Linked DNA regions of Homo sapiens: all the other regions are linked to region 1. A link is a loop called in an ENCODE intact Hi-C map of the cell type or tissue named here. Cell type or tissue: heart left ventricle. All regions are shown on one strand.

Region 1 (8,000 bases):
AGCCTTTTTTTTTTTTCATAAGCAAATAAATTGGGAATTAAATTAGGTCCAAAATTCATCTGAGGCTTCTGAGAACTTGTTTGCAGAAAGCAATTGCTCTGGGACTGGCAACATTAGTAATCAAAGAGAAGCTAAAGAAAAACAGAAAATTGAAAAAAAAAAAAAAAGGAGGGAAATAAATTTGAATCAAGTTCATTTTTTCCAACATTTTATTTTGAAAAATTTTAAACATTCAACAAAACTAAAAGAATTTCTACAGTGAACACCTGCATACTACCTACAGTCAACTACTAACATATGACTCTGCTTGATGTATGATCTTTCTGACTCTGCCATGGCACAGGTCACAAGAGACTGCCAGGAGAGGAAGGTTCCAGGCTCGCCCTGAGAGGGGCCAGTGTCTCAAAAGCAAACTGTCCTCAAAGAACCTGTATTATCAACATTCAAAGCCCTTCAAGAGGCCAGCATTGCCATCAGAGTCCTTGTGGAAATATCCATTTTTCCCTGGCAGTAACACCAGCAGCCAAAATTTGTTTTAAAAATTATTGCACCGGCTGGGTGCGGTGACTCATGCCTGCAATCCCAGCATTTTACGAGGCAGGTGGATCACTTGAGGTCAGGAGTTCAAGACCAGCCTGGCCAACACAGTGAAATCCCATCTCTACCAAAAAATACAAAAATTAGCCAGGTGTGGTGGCTCATGCCTGCATAATCCTAGCTACTTGGGAGGCTGAGGTGGGAGAATCACTTGACACCAGGAGGTAGAGGTTGCAGTGAGCTAAGATCGTGCCACTGCAACATAATGAGACCCTATCTCAAAAAAAAAAATATTGCACATTCCTTTGTGTCAGTTTTGTCTCATGACTAGTGTGGTAAAATTTGGCTACCTACTATGTATCTGTTTATTAACGTGTGCAGTAGGTTTAAATATTCTTACAACTGCTTACATGAAATAATAATTGAATAAATAGAATGCTTCCATACTCTGCAGCCCATGATTCTGAAAATCGTCTAATGGGCTGCACTGGCTTCTCTGGGCTGACCTGGAAACATTGTCATCTTCACAAGTTCTGTACCAGCACAGTGCCCGGCACGAAGTAGATGCTCAGCAAACATTTGATCATTGGATAGATGCATATCCTGGCAAGCTGTGGTCGGACAAAAATAAATAAATAAATAAAATTTTTTTAAAAAAAGGATCCTATAGAGTCAGTATCAAAGGTCTGCTGTTGTACTGATTGGGGGGAAAGATCTCAGGATCTCAGGATGTCATCTTGACTGAAGACAAGACTGACTCGGGTAACAGTGCCATTTGCTCCTTGAATGCATCTCTCACTCCGGACTGAATATTCAGCTCCCTGCAAATCCCTATAAGGTGATTCAGGAACCAAGGGACAGGAAATTCTCTTCAGGATATTTACATTCTTTATCACTTGCTTTCAGCTGCAAGTGGCCAGTAATCTACCTCAAGGCACTGAAGCAAGAAAGGGCATTTGTTGACACTTGGAAGCTGGGGTTTGGGGGTCAATTCAGACATTGCTGATCCAGCTGCTCAAATTCATCAGGAATGGCTGCTGCCACTCAACTCTACCATCCTGTATGATGCCTTGGCCACCATGGAAAGATGGCCACAAGCAGTTCCAGCTGCATTCAAACCCCTCAGGCATCAACCCCTGGACAACAACAGCTTCCCTGGTTGTTTCCCAAAGTTCCCGCAAATGTCCCAAGGTTGCATCTCCTTGGTCTGATTTGGGGTATATGCCTATCTCTGAGCCAGTCACGGAAGCCAGCCAAGAGGAGTGGAATAATCTCATCGGCCAGGCCTGGTTCAGCACCCTACACTGAGACCAGGCATGGGATTAACCCACTCATCAAAGAACTGGAATTGAGGATGGGGGAGAAGAGCTACCTAAGTGGGATCAGGTGCTATTTACAGGCTACGTAAATTTAAGGCTCACCAAGCTCCAAATATTCAGGAAGGTGCACCTAATTTCCAAGTCTTTCCCACTCTCTCTCCCTCTCCAGCCAGCCCCAGGTAGCTTCCCCCATTGCCTGGCAAACTCCGAGCTCCTAGTCTGACGCCAACATGGAACCCAAAGGTGAGTCTCTTCTTCTTCACGACTCAGTTTAATTCTCAGCATAAGCCCTCCAGTCAATTCGGTGCTCTAAAAAGTTGGAAAACATTTATTAAACACCCACTGAATGCCAGGAACTGTGCCAGGCCCTACACCAATGGTGCTGTATTCTACCTACTCATTAGAATCACCTGGAAAACTTTTACACACAGCAATGCTAGGGCCCCACGTGCAGCATTCATCATGCCCACATCATTAGTATTTTGCCAAAGTCCTCCCTCCCCTGGGTGTCCAGCCAGGGTGAGAATCCCGGCGTTAGGAAATAAGACGCATTATCCCGTACGTAATGGAGCGCCTTCTTGGAAGTTAAACGTTGAGCTGCCAGGTGTGCCTTCTAGAAAGAGCCCTGGAGGAGACAGGAAAGCACTGGGGTTGCAGTGAAGCAGGCCTGGTTGGAACCCACAGCTCCAACAGCAGGGCAGACACAAACTTGCCAGGCCCAGTGCAAAACGGAAATGCAGGGTCTTTTTATTTATTTATTTATTTTTATTTTTTTATTTTATTTTATTTTTTTTTTTTTGAGACCGAGTCTCACTCTGTGGCCCAGGCTGGAATGCAGTGGCATTATCTTGGCTTACTGCAACCTCTGCCTCCCGGGTTCAAGCGATTCTCCTGCCTCAGCCTCCCAAGAAGCTGGGAATTACGGGCACCCGCCACCATGCCCTGCTAATTTTTGTAGTTTTAGTAGAGACGGGGGTTTCACCATGTTGGCCAGGCTGGTCTCGAACTCCTGACCTCAGGCGATCTGCCTGCCTCGGCCTCCCAAAGTGCTGGGATTACAGGCGTGAGCCACCACGCCTGCCCAAGAAATGCAGCGTCTTGTGTTCAGAAACTATTAGGAATCTCAAGATAACAACGGCAGAGCATTAAACCGAGCACAGGGCCCTGTGCGTAGGTCACAGACCCCAGAGGCCAGCCCTGTTTTCCAGCTTTATTGCTCATAATCTTGGGAAAGTCACCTGGTCACCGCAAGCCTCCTGACTGTCATTTCTGCGAAGGGGATAGCAATAATTTCCTCCAGGTTTTTGTGCAGATTGCAATAAGATTATGAACGTGCCATGCTTAGGGCGGGGCTTAAGCACTCATTCAGTGGGTGAAAGGAAGAGGAGAGAAGAGAGGAAGAGAAGCAGACTGACTGTTCAGTGTGAGTGGAAGCCCCATCTCCACGCGAAAACAGAGCAAAACCAGGATGAAGGCCACCCACGTAGTACCGTGGCCTGCCCTGCTCAGTAGCCGCGCCCAGACTTCCATCTGTGGCCAGCAGAGGGCAGCGTTGTGCAACTAAAGCCCCAGGATTCGGGCAAGGCCCCAAACCCAGAGGACAACTTTGCTAGAAGGTCTGGCAGGGAACCTGCATAATTTACTCCTGAGTCTCAGAACTAAAGTAAACAACGCCCCAAGAAATGATACCTAAGAGGCACATGACCTGCATGCAAATAAAGAGGCAGCATGAAGTAATCGCTTTCGGGGACGGTCTAATTTCCCCCTTGCCCCACCCCGCTCCCAGGATGAGAAGCTTCAGACCCCTGCATGATTTTCCCAAGGCTGTAAGGAAGGATGTTTGATAGGGACTTTCCTGTGCCGTGTTTCATTCGATTTTCCCGATAATCTGAAAGTTGGGCATTTTTATATATTCTTTTGTTTCTAAACAGAAGAGTAAATCATGCTCTGCAAGCTGTCTCTGGGACGTGCTGGCCTCCCTTCCACCCCAGGACCTTTGCTTGTGCTGTTGTTTTTGGCAGAAATCCCATCCTCCCACCGCACAGCTCCTTCACTTGGCGAACAGCTCGGTATAGGTACATCTCAAGTCAGACATCACGTCCTCAGGGAGCTTTGCTCAAATCTTGCACACCTGGCCTGGTGCTGTGGTTTCTGCTTTCATACCAGCTTGTTCTTTTCAGAGCTTCTATCATGGTGGTATGTGTATCTGTGTGACTCTTTGATTGTCTTTCTCCCTCACTAGCCTGTAAGCACCAAGAAGGCAAGAACTGTTTTTGCCTTCATTGACTCCCTAGTATCCTGGACATTGGCTGGCACACCCTACCAATATTTATTTGTTGAATGAATGAATGAATGAACTTGCCCAAGGTAGCACAGCTGGTAAGAGGCGAACTGGCATTCGACCCAGATCCTCTGACCCGCTAATCAGTCCACATCCCACTTTATCTTATTGCCATATATGAGCAAATGTTGAAAATTGGTGTTTTTTTTAGTCTTCCCACCCAAGGGGGCCTGCGGGACTTATATACCAACACCTGTCAGTCATGGTTGGGGGCTGCTGGGGTGGAGAGGTGGGCACGCAGTGGTGCCAATTCCCTGGAACGGATGGTAGCGTGAAATCCAGCGGCAACAGAAAGCTCTCAAGCAAAGAAGCACAGCTGCTGGTGGTCAGATGTCAGGCCAGAGTTTACAGAAGTGACAAAGGCAGGGGACATGGGAAGGTCACTATATAGATTGTGTCCCCCCAGAAACGTGTGGAAGTCCTAACTCCCGCTGCCTGTGAATGTGATCTTATTTGGAAACAGGTTCTTTGCATATGTAATCAAGTTGAGATTAGGTCATGCTGAATTAGGGTGGGCCCTAAATCCAATGACTAGAGTCCTTCTAAGAAGGTAATTTTCACAGATAGGAAACACCCAGGGAGAAGGCCACGTGATGATGGAGGCAGAGACTGGAGTGACGCAGCTGGGAGCCAGGGAACATCAACGATCACCAAGTGTCTCCAGGAACCATCAGGAGCTGGAGGGGCGGGAAGGATCTTCCCGGGAGCATGGATTTGTAGACACCTTGATTTTGGACTTCTGCCCTCCAGAACTATGAAAGGGTAAGTGTCTTCTGTTGTAAGCCCCTCAGTTTGAGGTTGTAAGCTCCTCAGTTTGGGGTTGTAAGCCCCTCAGTTTGGGGCATTTTGTTGCAGTGGCCCTGGGAAATGAATACGGGCCCCTACAGTGCCACGATGGTCAATGGGGAGCTTTGTGCTAGTGACTGGGAGTACGACACAGTGCTTGCAGCTTGGAAAACTCTTAGTACAGGGTCCCGCAATTTGTAGTTGGTGGAGCCCAGATTTCTGCGCTGTCATATCTGCTCCTCGAGGCTATGGAGTGAGTTTCTCTCCTCTTCTTCAATCAGCGATTACCCCACCCCCAGCTTTGCAGTGCATCCCTTCTCATCTCCCAGGGCACTCCTATCCCATCCACACTATTCACAGAGGGTGTGCAGGCTGGGACCCATGTGAGGCAGACTCGGGATGGCGTTGCTGTCTGAGAAACTGCACAAGTCTTTATTTCAGTTTTCCGCTGCTGTGAAGAGGCCACGCGGGCCCAACAATAGGGTTCCAGTCTCTCCGTGAGCCTCCCTGGACCCCTCACTCCCCCAGGTGTGTCTGTGCCCAGGAACACCTCACCATCTTGTCCCAGGAACCTGCAGCCCTTTTCATCCTCCGACTCACCTCCAGATTCTACTTCATGAAAGCACCCCTTAAAATGGTCAGTCCAAGCCAGATCCTCCTTGGAAGATGGGAGAGCAGAGAAGCCAATGGCAGTGCCCGCCTCTGGCAGGGCAGAGGGTGAGTGAGTCAGAACAGGTCAAGGGCTCATCATTTTCATGGCCCAGTCTCATTGATGGAGAGACCCTCAGAATACTCTGTCCTGGCTAAGACTAGAGAAGGGGGCTGAGACCTCCGTCTTGAAGATAAGGGAGAGGTCAGAGGATCAGCTGACCTCTTTGAACAGCCTGTCCCCTGGGACTGGAGTGAAGGCCTCTGGGACCTGAGCTATCCTACCTAGACCACCATCCTCCCCACTCCTCAGCCCATGTGACTGGGTGAGGGCACAAGCCTAGGAAAGAAGGCACTCTGCACCTGACTATTACGAGATGATAGAGATGCACCAGCCCCTGGACAAGCACTGGGTCCCTTGACACCAGCAAGAATGAATAGGGGCTCAGTCCTCACTACATTGAGGCCCCACGTAGCAAGCACAACCATCCCCTCTGACATGTGGCATCAAATTGCACGTCAGCATAAGGAATCCTGGTAGATTTTTTTTTTTTTTTTATCTATCTATTTATCTGAAACAGGGTTTTACTCTTGTCGCCCAGACTGGAGTGCGATAATGTGATCTCACTGTAACCTCCACCTCCCAGGTTCAAGCAATTCTCTTGCCTCAGCCTCCTGAGTAGCTAGGATTACAGGCGTGCGCCACCACGCCCGACTGATTTTGTATTTTTAGTAGAGATGGGGTTTCACCATGTTGGCCAGGCTGCTCTCAAACCCATGACCGCAAGTGATCTGCCCTCCTCATCCTCCCTAAGTGATGGGATTACAGGCCTGAGCCACCGCTCCTGGCCCTCGGTAGATTTTTAGAAACCTTCATCTCTGTGTGATTCCAGAAGCTCCAGGAGGCCAACAGCAGCCTGGGAAGGTGAAAAGCCTCCTCCTCCTAACCAGCCCACAGACAGAGGCTTTGGGACTCACTGGGGTGGCTGGGCCTGTATCCTAGAGGAATGTGCACAAGTGCACAGGGAGGCTGAGGCACCGGCCAGGCCTGAGTGACCTGCTCCCTGGCCCGCTCCTGCCTCCTCCCTCCATGCCCCTTAATCTTTTGCTTGCAGTCCCATTTTTCAAGTAGAACGAAGGCGTGCAAGTAAATCAGCACTGAAAGATGACATCACAGCGTCTACCTACAGGGAGGCGGGGAAAAGGGTGATTTCATTTTATTTTGTACATTGCTTTACTGTTTGCATTTTTTAACAGGCACATACGTTCACGCATAACCTGTATAATCAATTTTGTCTTCTGTTTTCTTAATTCCCCAACAGGCAGGACAGCCGTGTCCTACATTTCCCGCCATTTCCCCATGGTGATGGAGCTGCAGGGGTCCTGAGAGAGGGACGCTCACAAGGTCCCCGCACCACTTCCCGAGGGTCCCAGAATGACAGATTCGTATTCTAAAGGTGAGTCTGTCAATTGCATTCTGCCCTATGGCAGTCCGGCCAAGGGGGTGGCACCGCAGAGCCAGGAGGGCAATCCCAGTTCACGGTCACCAGGCTCAACCGCAGGCAACGGGCTGGTTGCATTCGTGTGGCAGGTCCTGGCTCCCCTGTTGTGTAGACAGGAGCGCGCGGTGAGCGGAGTGTCGGCCACAAACTCTTGCCCTGGGCGTGGCCATGTGACTTGGTTGATCCAATGGGATAAGAGCGGGGATGACAGAGCCCGCCCCATCCTAGGTCCCTGCCTGAGATGCTGGAGCTGAGCGTCCCAGCCACGTGCGCATGCTGGAGCGGAGGGGCTGTGCCTGGCCAGTGCTGCGTATGGGGGGGCGCCTCCGTTTCATGTCTGGTCAGTTTAGGGACGCCGCATCATTGCAGCAAAAGCCTGACTCCATACCGCTGAGAAATCACCGTGGCTAATGCAGAAGCTGAAGTAGGGCTGTCTTCCATGTGACTCTGGCAAAAAGTCATATGAGTTATTCAGGTCACATGACAGGCCCCCCAACCCTGATCTGAAGGTGGCCACGTGGTGAGGCAGGCCAAGCAGAGTGCTTTTCCCAGCGTCGGTACCAAGGTGCGTTTCTTTTTCGAAATCACAGCTGTAGGAGGCGGCAGCCTGGGCTCCCTGTTGCGGGGCGGAGTCTGTGGTGGGACATCCGAGACGAAGCCACTTTACTCATTAGGTGTAAACGGCCCAGCGCTGGGGCCTACGGACTTCTCAGGACCTGTACATTTATGAGAGACTTTTGTGGGGAAGGGGATGGTATTGATACCAAAGTGAAATTCCGAGGTCCAACACGTTTGAATCAATATCTACAAAAGATACCATTATACCAACCTCATTAACAGGTATATTTAGCATTCATAGAATGTTGT
Region 2 (8,000 bases), 97 kb after region 1:
CGATAAAAACAGATCTCCTCCAGCTCACGTGAGGCTAGGCACGGGTTCCTCAAAACCTTTTTGGGCAGCTAGCAGCTTTGACTAGCAGCTCATCTCACCAGGCTGAGGTCGCTGCCTGTGAACAGTTGACAGACCTAAAGCCAGCCAGAATGTTCTGTGTCAGAGAGCCCTGTCCAATGGGCAGAGCTGGGAGACACGCAGGAAGACCCCCAGCCCATGCCCGTTCTCAGGCCTGAGGTTCATTCTCGTTCTCTCCCTCTTCCCTTTCCCCTTCCTCCCTCCTGCCCTCGAATCTGCAAGGTCTCTCCGGGTGGCTGTGTTCTGCCAGGGCCTCCCAGGCTCCAAGATCACTGCCTTCAGGGAGCCCAGGAAGAGCTGCACATCCGCTGCCTCTGTGTGGCAGGCGTGTCCGAGACTGCAACTCCTAGTTCCCACCTTTCACACCTCATCTCTCTAACCTCTTATGGAAAATTTCAAACATATGTAAAAGCAGGGAGAAATTGCATAACGAACCTACAGACCTATCACCCAGCTTCCACAGTCATCAGTGGTTTTCTGTTTTTATCAAACTTTATCTTTGTACTTCTTACAGTGCTTCACATTTAGCAGGTCCTCAATGAACATTAGATGGATGGATGGAAGGAAGGAAGATGGATGGATGGATGGATGGATGGATGGATGGATGGATGGATGACAGATGGATGGTGGAGGGTTAATGGAAGGAAGGAAGATGGATGGGTGGAAGGAAGATGGGTGGATGGATGGTGGAGGGTGGATAGAAGGAAGATGGGTATATGAATAGATGGCTGGGTGGGTGGAAGGAAGGAAGATGGTTGGATGGATGGAAGATGGATGGATGGATGGATGGAGGGTAGAGTTTTAATGGAAGGAAGATGGATGGACGAATAGATGGAAGGAAGATGGGTGGATGGAAGGAAGATGGATGGATGGAATGATGGATGGGTGGTAGAGGGTGGATGGAAGGAAGATGGATGAATAGATGGGTGGGTGGGTGGATGTTTGGATGGATGGTGGAGGGCAGAGTGTTAATGGAAGGAAGATGAATGGATAGATGGAGGGTAGAGTGTAGATGGAAGGAAAGGAAAGGAGGATGGATGGATGGATGGATGGATAGATGGATGGAGGAGGGTGGATGGAAGGAAGGAGGATGGATGGATGGATGGGTGGGTGGGTGGGTGGATGGATGGCGCAGGGTATATGGAAGGAAGATGGATGAATGATGGAAGATGGATGGATGGGGGACAGATGAATTGATGGCGGAGGATGTTAGGATGGGTGGATGGATGTATTAACATCCCTTCTCCATGCCTCAGTCCCCATCATAAGGAGAAAGAGCCTGTCGTCCCTCTATGATACTGCACTGAACCAATATTCCCCTCACTTCATGGGTGTTACAAACCTCTTATCATCTGTTTACGTCTCACTCTTACTGTAGAACCTCTAGAAAGGCAGGTGGCTTCCAGCTCCTCGCTTTTCCTGAGGGATGATCTGACCACCCATTCTTACACATGTCATCTTTCCCACAGTGGCAGTGCAGAGGAGACAAAAGCAGAACAAAAGCAGACAGCGGCCAGGTCTGAGGGTGATAGGCTACTCACTGGGTCCTAGTGTTCTGAACTACACCCTACAGGAAAGTGCTACTCAGTGCCCAGGTGACATCGTCACAAGGGGAACACAGTGGCTAAGAGGGCAGGGGCTCAGTCTCACAGACCTGGTTTCCATCCCACTTGCTCTCAGGAACCCTGGGCAACAACTGTGACCACAGTGTCTTCCTCTGGAAAGTGCCCAGCAGTGTTGGGCTCACCGTAGCTGCACAATAAATTGTCATGAGTGCTTTCCACTGTGTCCCAGGTTCAAGGCTGAAGTCACAACCCCACCCCTGCCACAGAGCCTGCCCCCCCGAGTGTTCCCCATCTCAGTCTGAGGCCCGACCTGTGCTTCCGGAGCCCGCGTCCCGTCCCATCTCAGGAGCTACTCTGCTCCATTCCCCCCGTATCCGAGACCTAAGTTCCGGCTCTCCTTATCTCTTGGAGCCCTGTCATCTGTGGATCAGATGCTCCCCAGCTCCCTCCATCCCACCCACAGGGTTTCACAAGAGGCCCAGCCATGCACCCTGCTGGGGTTCAGACTTGAGGGGTGCCACTGGAGTTGGGGTGCACCTGCTCTCACCTGTTCATGGGCTCCTTTTTCTTCTGAAATGCAGCGTGAGGCACCATGGAGGGAGCTGTAGACTTTGGCTCCGGCCAGTGCCCAGTTCAAATGCTGGCCCCACCACTTCCAGCTGGGTGGCCCAGGGCAAGCCACCTACCCTTGCTTTGCCTCAGTTTCCTCATCTTTAAGTGGCAGTAACCATAGTACCGACCCCACAGCCTGCTGAGAGGCTCAAAGGAGACGATGTATATAAAGCAGTTAACTGATGCCTGCCCTGGGAAGCAGAGCAGTCCCTGTCATGATGGGCGTTTCTACATCTGGACCTGGGCGCCACCATCCTGCTCACCTGAATGCGGGTTCTGGGATCTTTCAGTCCTTATTTGGATATTTGAATATTTGTTGGTTTTCTGGCTTCTCACAATTTCTAAGAGGTGACTAAGTGGATCATTCGTTCCCGGGAGAGGTGGGAATGGCTCCTGTGGACACGGCATTGCACAGGGGCTTGAGGGGACCTCCTGACCCCTGATGGCTGAGCACCCTTGTCATACTCCTCAGGGAGAGCCCAGGCCACCGGCTAGCTCCAGACTGGCTCTGCAGGGCCTCAGAATCTGAACTCCCTGTGGTCACTCTGAGGCCTCTCTGTCTCTCTGTGTCTTTCTCTTTCTACCCTCTCCATCCCTCCTTCCCTCTGAGGGCTTGACCTTCACTGACCTCCAGGGCAAGAACAACCAAGAGTTGCTCCCAAGAGGGCTTCCCTCCTCCTCGTTCTGTGTGGCCTCAGAAGTGAGGGAATCTCAGTGCTCTGTGCAGGCATGTGCTTATTCTGAGCTCTGTTTGAAATTAAACATGAGGTGTACTAAAGATTTAAATCGAGCAAACACCTCTGTGATTTCCAATTGGATTCTGAGGCGCTTACAGAAATATGAAGTCCATTTTGATCTACTCTTAGAAACAAAAGCTGCCCATGATTTCACCACAGAAAGTCTGCCTCATTTGCAGTTTAGCGGACTCACAGAGGTGACCCTAGATCTCTGTCTCGCCTTTGTTTGGTTTATTTCCACATTGCATTTGCGTTTCCCGCCTGGCTAGTTCTTGATCATTGAGGAAGGCAGAGAGAAACGAGATTCTCTGCTCTGGGCCAGGCATTCTCTGTACACGTTCCTGGTTCCAGCCTGCCTCCTTCCCTAGAGGATCACCGTGTCCAGCCCTGAAGCTGGAGCGAGTGTTCCTCACTTAGAGATGAGGCGATGAGGCGGCGAGCTGGGAGAGGGCTGAGCAGCTGGTGAGGGCAGAGTTGGGACTCAAACCCAGGCCCGACCACCACCCAGCTCTCCTTCCACCGCACTGGTCCACCTCCTGACCGTACGTGGGGAGACCCACGCAAAGGCCCAGAGAGGAGAAGGCCAGCAGTGGGCAGAACAGAGTGGGCCGCAGGTTTTGGCAAGCCTGGAGGGGAATAGGTCAGAAAGGTAGCCCGGCTGGGCTGAGAGACTGAGGACAGGGGGTGTTAGGGTGCTGACATTCTGGCAAGGGGGCGGGGGTCTGTGGAAGACAACCCCAGGCTGGGGTGGCTTCTCTCAAACCCGGGCATGCACAGTGCTGGCCGTATCGGTCCGAGCCCTCGGCTGCCAGGGAGAGAAGCTGAGCTCCCACCAAAGCATAAAATCCAGGCCAGCGAGGGGCAGCCAGACCACGGGAAGACAGGAGGAACCCGGACCTGGCTCTCGTGCAGGAAGCAGGCAGTGCACAGCTCCGCCGCCACAGAGACAGCCTCCTCTCATGACCCCAGACTCAGCCCGGGCCGTGGTGGGAACGATGGTTGGCCCGGTTTGGAGATGGGGGATCTGGCCCTGTGGTGAGTGCACCCAGAGCAGGTGTCTCTCCGGAGCAGTTGAGTAGAACAGCTGGCGTCACCTCTTCATGTTGACGAGGGGAGATGAGTGGCCCAGGCAGTTCCTAGAGCGGGGGAGATGGAGTGGGCCGTATCCCACCCAGCAGGAGCGCTTGCTTCTGAAGCTCCCGTGCGTCTGTGACAGAGGCTTGAACCCCCGGCTTGTTCTCTCACGTCTGTTGCCGTAAATCTGTCTCCATCGCCTGGCACATAGGAGAGGCTTGGCAAATATTTTTGGTTCACTGAAGAAAGGCAGCCCTCACTCCTGCTGCTCAGACAGCACCCCCTGAACGTGAGTTACTGCCTCCTTGAGCACTTTCGCAGGAGAGAAGACCAGAGAGCTGCCTTCAAAGATGCCAGAGCCATGTTTATTTAAGCGGCGCTGCTCCAGAGAGAACTGGCCATTTGCAGTCTCCACCCCAGTGTGGCTCACGATGCCACCTCTCCTTGCCAGCTCTCACCGAGGCCCCCGGTGACCTCCTAGGGGGTACATCCAGCCAGGTTCCCCCTCAGCAATGGCCAGGGGCCACCGTGGGCCACACTGCACTTCCCAAATGCTCCCGGCACTGGCACAGATGCACACCCTCTTGGCCATCCCCACCTGTGCTCCGCCACTCTTAGTCAGCCATTCCTCTCGGCTTCCGGGAGTCCCCTCCTTCTCTAAGGATCTCACCCCCATCCGTGTCTCTGCTGTCTCCTAACTACCGATAGCAAGGGCACTAGTGCCCCTGTTTGCCGGGGACAGGCCCTGTCTGGGGCCCTGGTGTGGCATCATTGTTAACAGAGCTTCTTTTCACTCTGAAGTGTTCAGTTAGGACAGTCACTTGCACAGTCCCCTCACTGGTGACACAGACACCCCATACCTGTGTGTTTCCCCTGCATAGCTCAGCAGCAGCTCAGGCTCAGCACGGCCAAGGCTGAATGCAGATGCCCTCCCTCCAAAACCTGGCCTCCTCCAGCTGTTCCTTCCTGGCGAGGCCACCTCCAACTGTGTAACACAGAAGCCTGGGTGCCATCCCTGGGGCTCCCCTCACCCCCACCTCCCACCCGTCCCCGGGCCCCTGGACAGACCACTGGCCTTGTTCTCTTCATTTCCCTGGCCCAGGTTACAAAGTCTCCTTCCTGATTATGTGCATTAACTAACCTCGCAGGTGCTCTGCCCACCTGCCTACGCCAGACTCTTCCAGATCCTTCTCCACCCCAGCAGGCAGAGTTGTCATTGTGAAATGCAAATCAGGTTCCATCTCTCCTCTCCTTTCCTACCTCCCACCATCCCCGTCACCCTCCCTGTCACACACAGCCCCCTCCGTGGCCTCTCAAGCCTGCTGTGGCCTGACCCTCCCCTCTGCTTTTCCAGGCCCTCCTGGCACTGTCCTCCCTCAGTCTGGGACTCCCTGTCCTCCCTCCTTCCTGCGTGGCACATGCTCCTCCCTCTTCTTGAAACGCTCTCCCCTCCCTGCCTCCCAGGCAATGCCCACTCTGCCTCCAAAGTTCATCCATCGTCCTCTCCTCAGGAAGATTTCCCTGGTGGCTTGACTAGGTCACAGTCCCCCTTTATTTGCCGTCTTCTCACTGGGGCCTCTCCTTCCTGGTAGCTTCTAAACAAGGCAGTTTCATGTGTGTATCTCCACTAGACTAGACGCTCTCTGAGGGCAGGGACCCTGCTTCGCTTCTGGCCCGAGGTGGCTGCAGGGTCTGCAAGATCATCAGGGCCCCCTCCAATGTGACACTTGCAGAGGGGACCCCTGGCCTGGGGCCACGCTGGTTACTTGGGTACACTCCTTGCCCAGGGTTCCACAGCCCCTTAAAGGCAGGGTCTTTCTGGCCACGCCTGGCCCTGGTCTGGCCTCCCCAAGGAGCCCTGCCGCTGGGGGTGCTGTGTGGGAACAGAGCACAGGCCCTCCCTCCCAGAGCCCACGAGATCTCACTTTCTCCAAGCCCAGCTCCCCAAGGACTCAGACCCCAGTTGCCCTGCACTGAACGCTGGCTTGCCCTAGCTCACTCGGACCCCACCCTGCACTGGGAAGGAGGGTCCCTGTCCCCGTTTGACGGGTGACGACACTGAGGCCCAGAGAGCTGAAGGGGCTGGCCGAGGGGACGGGCTTGGGCGCTTCCATTCTCACACTGCTGCCGTGACACCTAATCCATCCGGGGAAGTTCCCTTTAAACCCAAAAGGGGACGGTGAAGCCACACGCGGCCGCCCTTCTCAGGAGCCCACTTCCACCTCTCGCAGGCTAGACAGCGTTCCCCAAGTCCCCCCTTGAGCTGGGTGGGCTGCCCAGCTGTGAACACAAGGACACCTCCGATTTCGTCCTGTGAATGTTGATATTAGTGGTCCCTTCCTTCAGGGGCTGTGGGGATCTCAAAAGATAAGGCAGGTCTGGAGTCCTGCGCGGTACCTGCCGCATGGCAGGCTCTTTACGGACAGCGCAGGGACGCACTTTGATGCTGAAAATGAGTCTCTGGGACAGATGGATCCCAGTCTGGGTCCTCGCAAGCGCTGTGCACCCCGTCGCCGCGAGATGGCGGTGTTGCGCCCCTCCAGCCTCCTCTGCTCTGCGCTTGGGCGCTGAATGTTAAAATTCCTAACAGGTGAATCGCTTGAATCCGGGAGGCGGAGGTTGCAGTTGGCCGAGATGGCGCCACTCACTCCAGCCTGGCGACAGAGCGAGACTACGTCTCAAAAAAAAATAAAAATAAAAAAATAAAATCCTAACAGGTAGCATACCTGCACTCGGAACTTGCACAGCCGCTCCCCACTCTCTCACAGGGATTAGGTAACGATACTCAGAGCTAGAGCAGGCATTTGGGACTGCCCAAACCAGCTGCTCTTCCTGCTTTCTGAAGCTTCCCCGGGGGAATCTTCTGGCTCCCAGTCCGAGCCTCCTGTGGTCAGCTCCTCCTTGCCCAGTCGTCGTTTGCAGTACAGCAGGGGCGTGGTCATTTGCAAATGTCCCAGAGGGCCCCCTCCAGTCGCTTCACATCGGTCTCAAGTCGGGCTGACTGAGGGCATGACTTTCTGTCTCAGGCATGGAGCCCAGATCACAGATCGAAACTCCGCTAAATCTAGAGGCCACGGGTCCCAAACACCAGTCATTTGCTGAGCACTGTCGCAATTTTTTTATATCCCTCCCATCAATACAAGCTGGATTTTTTTATTAAGTAGAAGCTAAAAGTAAAAAGTAATATAAAAACAAAACAGCATTAAACTTCAGTTAGATACATTTGCTTTCTCTCTTCAAAAAAATCGGGGTTGGCGGGGGAGGATTAATAAATGTTAAGGTTTTTTAAACGTATATTACCAAACAGACTTTCTCTTTGAGGACTCAGAAAGTCCTCAAAAGACTCATAAAGGAGCAAGAATTGGAAAAGGATTAAATGAGATTATTGCTTCGTCCAGGAGCCACCAGATTATCACACATCTCACACCCTGGGCAATCCTTTGAAGAATTTTGCCTCTAGACATGCAAAGTGCACTTTGCCCTGGGTTTATCTAAGTCCTGCGCTGTCGCCCAGGCTGGAGTGCAATGGGGCCATCTTGGCTCACTTCAACCTCTGCCTCCCAGGTTCAAGCAATTCTCCTGCCTCCGCCTCCTGAGTAGCTGGGACTACAAGCACACACCACCATGCCTGGCTAATTTTTTGTGTGTTTGTAATAGAGCCAGGGTTTCATCATGTTGGCCAGGCTGGTCTCGAACTCCTGACCTCAAGTGATCCACCCGCCTTGGCCTCCCAAAATGCTGGGATTACAGGTGTGAGCCACCACGCCCGACTCTTAGAGATGTGTTCTGGAAACCCCAGTGATAAGCACTGGGACCAGAAGGAGAAGCTACATGCAGGTAGAAGCCAGACCTTGGCGTCCTGGGAGGAGGAACTTCCCTATGTGACCAGGAGTTGGGGCACCCCAGCAGAACCTGGCCTCTGCTTGGCACAGTG
Region 3 (8,000 bases), 130 kb after region 1:
CCCAGCTATCAGGCCCTCCCTTACTGCCAGCACTGGCAGATACGCACACACAGACATGCGCATACATACCAGCACACACGTACACACACATGCACACGTGAGCACATGTGCACACATGCACATACATACTGGCACACACGTACACACACATGCACACATGAGCACATGTGCACACATGCACATACACACTGGCACACACGTACACACACATGCACACATGAGCACATGTGCACACATGCACATACATACTGGCACACACGTACACACACATGCACACATGAGCACATGTGCACACATGCACATACACACTGGCACACACGTACACACACATGCACACATGAGCACATGTGCACACATGCACATACATACCGGCACACGTACACACACGCACACATGAGCACATGTGCACACATGCACACACATGCACACATGAGCACATGTGCACACATGCACATACATACTAGCACACACGTACACACACATGCACACGTGAGCACATGTGCACACATGCACATACATACTGGCACACGTACACACACATGCACACATGAGCACATGTGCACACATGCACATACATACTGGCACACGTACACACATGCACACATGAGCACATGTGCACACATGCACATACATACTGGCACACACGTACACACACATGCACACGTGAGCACATGTGCACACATGCACATACATACTGGCACACGTACACACACATGCACACGTGAGCACATGTGCACACATGCACATACATACTGGCACACACGTACACACACATGCACACGTGAGCACATGTGCACACATGCACATACATACTGGCACACGTACACACACATGCACACATGAGCACATGTGCACACATACACATGCACACACATCCTCATTCCCTCTCTCTCTCTCTCGCCCTCTGTAGGTTCCTGCTACTCTCACCTCATCAGAGTTGTTTTCTACCAGGAACCAGCCCCAGCCCCAGCCCCAGCCCCTGCTGGCAGATGCTCCGGTACCCTGGGCTGTGGCTTCCAGGATGTGCCTGACTCCAGGGCAGGGCTGTGGCCACCAGGGCCAGGACGAGGGTGAGGAGGGGGAGGCATCACCTCAGGCACAAAATTTTAGGGGCAGCAAAGCACTCCCATCACCAGAATACATACTGTGTCCATGCAGTGTTCTTACACATCAAAATTCATGAAAAAAAATCCAGAATGGAAAAAATATCAAACTTTTATTATAAACACAGACGGCATCGGAAGTCCTGGTTCTCCTCTTCCCATCAGCCCCAAGGCACTGCTCTGGAACCTGTCTGGGTTTATCCTGGCTTTTTTGCATTCATTTAGATTTTTTTTAATTGCCTCAAAATATTATTTTGTTTACTGGTTTTGGTTCCCTCTTAAAGTTTGCACTCAAAGGTGCACCCCCATCCCCCGCCCCTCGAGGGTGGCAGACAGGAGGACGAGGGCGGGCGACAACAACATCAACACTGAAAACAACAGCGAATGGACACTGAGGTCATGTGTGCACCGCGGCAGCTCCCTCCCTCCCTCCCTGCCTTCCACCCTCCTTCCCTCCCTCCCTCCTTCCCTTCCTGCCTTCCTCCCTCCTTCCATCCCTCCTTCCCTCCCTCCCTGCCTTCCTCCCTCTTTCCCTTCCTCCCTCTTTCCCTCCCTCTTCCCTTCCTCCTTCCTCCTTCTCTCCCTGCTTTCCTCCCTCCTTCCCTCCCTACTTCCCTCCCTCCCTGCCTTCCTCCCTCCTTCCCCCCCTGCTTCCCTCCCTACCTCCTTCCTTCCCTCCCTCCTTCCCTCCCTGCTTTCCTCCCTCCTTCCCTCCCTACTTCCCTCCCTCCCTGCCTTCCTCCCTCCTTCCCCCCCTGCTTCCCTCCCTCCCTGCCTCCCTTCTGTTTAACCGATGTTGAGTGCCTATGTGTCCTAAGCGCTGTTCTAGACACTGTGTAGAGCAGTCACGAATATACTTCCCTGCCCACACAGAGCTCACATTCTGGTTTGGGAAGAGAGACAATAAAATAATTCAGAAATAGGCCAGGTGTGGCATCTCACGCCTGTAATCCCAGCACTTTGGAAGGCTGAGGCGGGCGGATCATCTGAGGTCGGGAGTTCGAGACCAGCCTTGCCAACATGGTGAAACCCTATCTCTACCAAAAATACAAAATTAGCCGGGCGTGGTGGCACATGCCTGTAATCTCAGCTACTCAGGAGGCTGAGGCAGGGGAATCACTTGAGCCCGGGAGGCGTAGGTTGCAGTGAACCGAGATCGCGCCATTGCACCCCAGCCTGGGAAACAAGAGCGAAACTCCTTCTCAAAATAATAATAATTAAGAAACAGCAAGGTGTGGGGTGTGCAGTGCTACCCACATAAAACAGGAGAGAAGAGCCTGGGAGCAGGCTTCAAGTTCTAAGCATGGCAGACAAGAAGGATGTCATGTAAACCCTCACGGCCACTCTGGTAGAGACAATCTGTGACTTGGCCCCAGTTTTCAGATGAGGAAACTGAGGTGCGGGCCCTAAGGCAGCTTGCCAGAGCCCTGCAGCTGGGAAATGGCAAAGCTGGATTCGCAGCCCAGGCAGGCTGGTGCCAGAGGGCTTTTGGGGATTGGAGGGTGCAGTGAAATCCAGGTGGAATGCGGGAACTGGACGGGGTTTCGCCACTTAAAGGTACTGTTATTTTAACTGTGTGCGGGACAAAGCCATCTCCTCTTCGCTTATGGCAAAGGCCAGGCTGGCTCATTCAGAGGTCACTGGTTCCTCCTCCAGAGACTGAGCCCCAGGGATGGGGGTCTGGCTAGGGGGAGGTGGCTGGGAGGGAGCGCCACCCTAGGCCCCCTGGCAGGCCGCCCAGCAGGGGCCCTTTAAGGCTGGCCATGAGGCAGGCAGCGTGACACCCGCCCAGTGTGCAAGTTCATTCATCACGGGCCCCTGCTGACTCACGCTTATGAAAGTGATTTTCCTGGCCCCGCCCACTGCCTGCGCCGCCTCCTCCCTCCCCGTGAAATACCCTCACTTCCCTCTGGCCTCTCAGAGCCTCTTGGATCCCCACAGGGTAATGGGTGTCCCGATCTCGCGGGGGACTCTGTGATCCGTGTTCCCCTGACCCTCCTAGTGCACAACTTGGCCGGGCTCACTGGGCTCCTGCACCACTGCCTGTCAGGTGAGTGTCCGGGGCCAGGTTCCGGGGCAGGGAATCAGGCACATCCCAGGCACCCGTGGCAAGCCCAGCTGGACCGGAGGGTCTGCAGAGCCCTGGCGCCAGGCGGGGGTCCCGGGTGGTCCTGAGTGGAGGCCCTCGCCTGGGTTCTCTGGAGCCCGGCAGGATTCTCCCCTACACCAGGTTCCTCCCAGATCCTCAGCTGTGTCCCTGTCCAGGTGCCTGGTACCCTCAGCCAAGCAGCTGAAGCGGCCACAGTCCCAGCGTACCCTGGGCCATGTGACCGCCGCTCCTAGCAGGAAAGAGGGGTGTGGCCAGCCCGGGCTTACTGCCCAGCTGTTCCAAGGCCACTGGGTCGGCAGCCAGGCTGGGTGCCTTCTGGGTTTCTGCTTCTCCTGCTCAGGAGGGACAGAGCCCTTGGGTGCCCATGAACAGCCCCCATCCCTGGAGGTCCCAGCGACTTAGCTTCTCTCAGGAGGCTCAAGAGTGCGGCGGGTTGGGAGGGCGGCCCCTGGGAGGCTGGGGAGCTGCAGGAGACCCTGGGCTCCAGGTGTGCGGCACTGGGGCGAGGGCTCGTCTGTGATAAATGGCAAGTGCCGCTTGCGTGGACAGACCACCCCCTCACACTTTAGCGCCCCCAGGGCTTCGTGTCACTTTCTTGGTCTCCCTGTAATCAGCTGTTTTACTGGAGGGGACTTGGCAGAACTAAGATTTGTCACATGGCCGTGGTCTTGGACCCTCCTAGGTGACCTGGGGCAAGACGCCCACTCCTCCTGACCAGCTTTTCTTCCTCTGCACAATGGGGATAAGAACACCCACCTCCTGGGGTGTCTTCAAAGGCAAAGGAGTAAATGGCCACTAGAGGTGCCAAAGAAACGCAGACATACAGGTGTCCCAGAGTCTCAGAGCAGTTTGCAGCTTTAACAACCTCAGAAGTACAAATGCCGCACACTTGAAAGAAACGTCAGTCGAAGGTGCAACTGTTTTCATTTCTTTTATCCTGTTTGCCTTTGTGAAATTTGAAACATCAATTTTTAATGTTAACTTCTTTCCATCAACATCTGCCATCTTCAATTAAAGGGACTTAAAAAGATAACATTAAAAATTGATTCTTCCAACTCCGTAAAACTAAAAAGCACAAAAGGAATTGAAATGAAACTTTTGAACTCTCTTTTGTAAGTTGGCAGCATATTTGTCCGAGGTTATGAGTGACAGCGTCAAGCTGCTTCGGACTTTGGGGCGTCCTGTGTCACTCTGAACGGGAAGTGACTTCTCAGGTCCAGCCCCTGGGTGGTGACCTCATGTATGTGGCATCCAGAAGCTTCTGTTCAAGAGCCTGAGGACAGTCCCAGGAGGGAGCCCTGGACTTGGAGCCCCAAAGCCCTGGTGGTAAACCAGTGTCCTCTGCTGCCTGCAAAGGGTGGGAAGGGGCAGCCAGTTCTGATTCCTCATTGGCCAGCAGGGGCTCCTGCAAATGCCCTTCTTGGGGTGGTGGGAAAATCTGAAAGAACAAAGGAGGGGCAGGGCATGGCCCAGGGTGGGCGCACTGGGGCAGATGGAGCAGGTTGGCTCACTCGTTTGGTGAAGGGGCTGGGGTGCCTGGGGGTGTCAGCCCACGGGGATCAAATATCAGTTCCATCGCCCACCGGCTCTGTAGCCTCAGGGCACGGCTTCACCTCTCCTAGCCTTAGTCTCCTCATCTGCAAAGTGGGTTGCTAGGAGGATCAAAGGAGGTGATGCGGGGAAGCCCTTTACCAGGAGGTCCCATGCTCCCCAGTGGCTGCTGTTCCCGGGGACCATGATGAGGACTGAGGGGCCCAGAGCCATTCGAGGGTATCAGGAGCAAGCCAGAGAAAGCACTCTGAGACCCGTAGTCCTGTTCTCCAAGGCCTCTGGGTATACTCAGCACCCAGAGTCAATGAGAAATGATCCCTTCCCAGCCAGAACACCAGGTCCTCAGCTGTCCCTCTGCCTCCCCGCCTGCCACTAGCGCTGCGACAGAGAAGTGGGGGACCCTGGAACGGACACTGCACGTTCCACCCGGCAGAGGGGTCTCAGCAGGACCTCTCACAGCACTTGGGGCACAGAGAAGGCTCTGGAGCAGGGCGGCCTGGGCTCTGATCCAGCCCAGCCTGCAAGAGCTGGTTCAACCACCTTGCAAACTATAAAGGGCGGTGAGAAACGCTCTGGCCCTCAGAGTACTTACAACAACCCGATTAAATAAGGATTCAATTTGTTAACGTGTATTAAGTGTTGAGATCATGCCTGGCACCCAGCCCACTCCACAGAAGTATGGAAATGTCAGCCACATGCTGTCTTTGTTGTTCTTGTAACTACTACTACTATTATAATTGGTGGCAGCGTCCCCCTGAAATCTCCCCCTCAAGGCAGGCAGCCTGGGGTCTTGTAGGGAGCTGAGCATGAAGAGGCCATGTGGTCCCTGGTGACTGCAGCGTGTCACCTTCCTTCTCTCTGGAAAGGGAGGAGGAGGTCTTCGGTGCTGGGCACACGAGCTTGCCTAGACAGGACACGGAGGCTGTCCCTGGCCCCCACGCCAGTGGAGGCAAGAAAGGCTATGCTCAAGGGAGCAGAGAGCACCGACACAGGGGTCCCTGACAGACCCCTTCCCCGCTAGGCACATCCTCACCCTCGGAGCCTCCTTCTCCTCACCTGCAAGACAGAGGTGACAGGGCTCACCTCTCAAGGCTGCTGAGCGGGCTGGACGCTACTGCTTAGATGCAACCTCCTTGCAAACTGTAGAGTGCTCTGAGAAGGTCAGTTGTTGTCACTGTGGGGGCGACACATAGGTCCTCTCAGTGGCCCATCTGTGTGGCAGTTTCTCATCCCTCTCCTCGGGACCTGCCTGGAGGTGGACGAAGGTGTTTCTGTCACCCTGCACACATCAGAGGCCACACACTGGTCTCAGCTGTGTTTGGTTGGCCTTTTAAGCATCTTCCAAAACTCTGCGTTCATTCATTGCCCACTTCTTCAACTCAGATCATTCACATAGAAATCCAGATTCCCACTTTCTCTGGAAGAATTCTGGAGGCAGGTGGCCCTGGGCCCCCACCCCTGGCCACTCTGGGTGGTCCAAGCCCTGTGCCCGCCCACTTGAGTGTGACACCTGGATGGGCCCTGGATCTCGAGGGACAGGCCGAGTGGTGTGGGTGGTGGCACTGGCAGGGTCTTGGCACCAGTGAGCCCTGGGTTTCAAAGCCAGCTGTGTGACACTGAGAAGTTTGTGCGACCTCTCTGAGCCCCGTTTACACATCTGTGAAATGGGACATTAATATGGCCAGGGCTGCACAGGGTCAGCGTGAGGCGGATATGAGAAAAAGCATGTCAAATACCCGGTACACAGTAAGTGCCAAATGCTCATCATCCCTGTGCCCACAAGGGTGTTGCCTTGTGGTCCTCAGGATGGCAGCATGTGGCCCTCGGGTGAGGCTGGTGTCCGCTGCTAGCTGGTGTGGGGAAGAAGGTAGGTCTGATGCTCCTCTGGGAACCGGCAGCTCTAGGACCAGCACTTGGGTCCCTTTGAGCGATTTGGGCCTGCGGCCAGCAGAGGGCGCGGCTGCCCCAGAGATGGCAGGTTCACCAGCACGTCCCCAAACCTGGCCACTGCTTCCATTTCCCCAAGTCCATCCCAGCTCCTGGGGCAGGCCACAGCGCTGGCCCATTCCCTGTGGCAGATTCACTCCAGGCAGGTGCTTCCCGTCTGTGATCCTACTGTGTCCCTCAACCACCCTAGGAGGTAGGGACTCATTGCTTCCATTTTACAGATGAGGAAACTGAGACCCAGAGAGGCCCGGGAATGGGATAGGAAGCAACGTGCCAGGGCTGGATGACGAGTCCACCAGGCCACACTGGGACTCGAGGACTGTGGCCCACAGAAGGGTCTGGCAGGGCTGGTTCCTGGGTTGGGCAGGAATGGCCTCTCGGGAAGACAGATAATGAGTTTCGGGGACTGTTACTGCCCCAGTGAGATGGGAGAGTAGAGTGAGGCTCGGAGGGACAGTGGCTGCCTGGGGCAACCAGGCCCGAGGAGGGGAGGGCACATTCTGCATGACTGGGGAGGGGTGGGGCAAACAGCCTGTTTGGAGCAGAGGCTGTGTGAGAGCAAGAAGGGAGTCCCGTCAGATATGTCTCATGGGGACCCCGGACCAGACCCTGAGGGCCACAGGAGGCCACCCTAGCTGGGAGGTGAAGTGGCTGTGTGGACACCCAGGCCTCACCCGAATGGACTCTTCCTTCCCCTCTCCCCCACTCCAGGTCCGCTGCCAGCCCCAAGCCCCCCACCAGCCATGAGCTCCTCCAGAAAGGACCACCTCGGCGCCAGCAGCTCAGAGCCCCTCCCGGTCATCATTGTGGGTGAGTGTCAGGCCCCAGCCAGGGAGGGGCTCCGCTGAGCCTTCCGGGTACCCCCCAGGTCTGAGGGCAGGAGCTGGGCAAGTCCAGGCCTGGTGTCTTTTTTCGTTTTTGGGGTTTATTTTTTATTTATTTATTTATTTATTTATTTATTTATTTGAGACAAAGTCTCACTCTGTCGCCCAGGCTGGAGTGCAGTAGTGCAATCTTGGTTCACTGCAACCTCTCCCTCCCGGGCTCAAGCGATTCTCCTGCTTCAGCCTACCAAGTAGCTGGGATTACAGGTGCATGCCACCATGCCCAGCTAACTTTTGTATTTTTAGTAGAGATGGGGTTTCGCCATGTCGGCCAGGCTGGTCTCGAACTCCTGACCTCAAGTGATCTGCCTGCCTCAGCCTCCCAAAGTGCTGGGATTATAGGTGTGAACCACCATGCCTGGCCCAGGCCTGGCCTCTTTACAGTGGTCTTTAAATTAAGCCATT

The links. Hi-C counts contacts between places; a loop is a spot of excess contacts. Peaks named below come from ENCODE experiments on the same cell type or tissue, not always from the same donor. Only the 100,000 strongest peaks of a DNase experiment are listed, where the experiment ranks them.
Region 2: a loop joins it to region 1, with 4 times the contacts of the local background. A loop is called at or near these places in 17 of 110 quality-filtered maps.
Region 3: a loop joins it to region 1, with 15 times the contacts of the local background. A loop is called at or near these places in 26 of 110 quality-filtered maps.

Annotation. Positions count from the first base shown.
Region 1 is chr16:83,822,882-83,830,881 of GRCh38, forward strand. No RefSeq gene overlaps it. Among named protein-coding and RNA genes, the nearest start is that of HSBP1, 19 kb to the left of the region's middle. In heart left ventricle, a CTCF peak has its summit at 3,388 (motif pointing right); a DNase peak (open chromatin) is centred at 3,420.
Region 2 is chr16:83,920,252-83,928,251 of GRCh38, forward strand. It overlaps MLYCD (malonyl-CoA decarboxylase), which reads left to right. Exons shown (of 5, transcript NM_012213.3): 5 at 1-6,780. It overlaps LOC105371372 (a long non-coding RNA gene), which reads right to left. Exons shown (of 2, transcript XR_007065147.1): 2 at 3,209-8,000. Among named protein-coding and RNA genes, the nearest start is that of MLYCD, 25 kb to the left of the region's middle. In heart left ventricle, CTCF peaks have their summits at 6,591 (motif pointing right) and 6,797; DNase peaks (open chromatin) are centred at 3,600, 5,050, 5,870 and 6,590.
Region 3 is chr16:83,950,218-83,958,217 of GRCh38, forward strand. It overlaps OSGIN1 (oxidative stress induced growth inhibitor 1), which reads left to right and starts at 3,023. Exons shown (of 6, transcript NM_182981.3): 1 at 3,023-3,153; 2 at 7,423-7,521. The coding sequence starts at 7,455. RefSeq lists a silencer at 3,298-3,347 and an enhancer at 3,836-4,605. In heart left ventricle, CTCF peaks have their summits at 4,011 and 6,715 (motif pointing right); DNase peaks (open chromatin) are centred at 2,944, 3,464, 4,634, 6,724 and 1 weaker place; H3K4me3 peaks cover 1,984 bases; H3K27ac peaks cover 1,977 bases.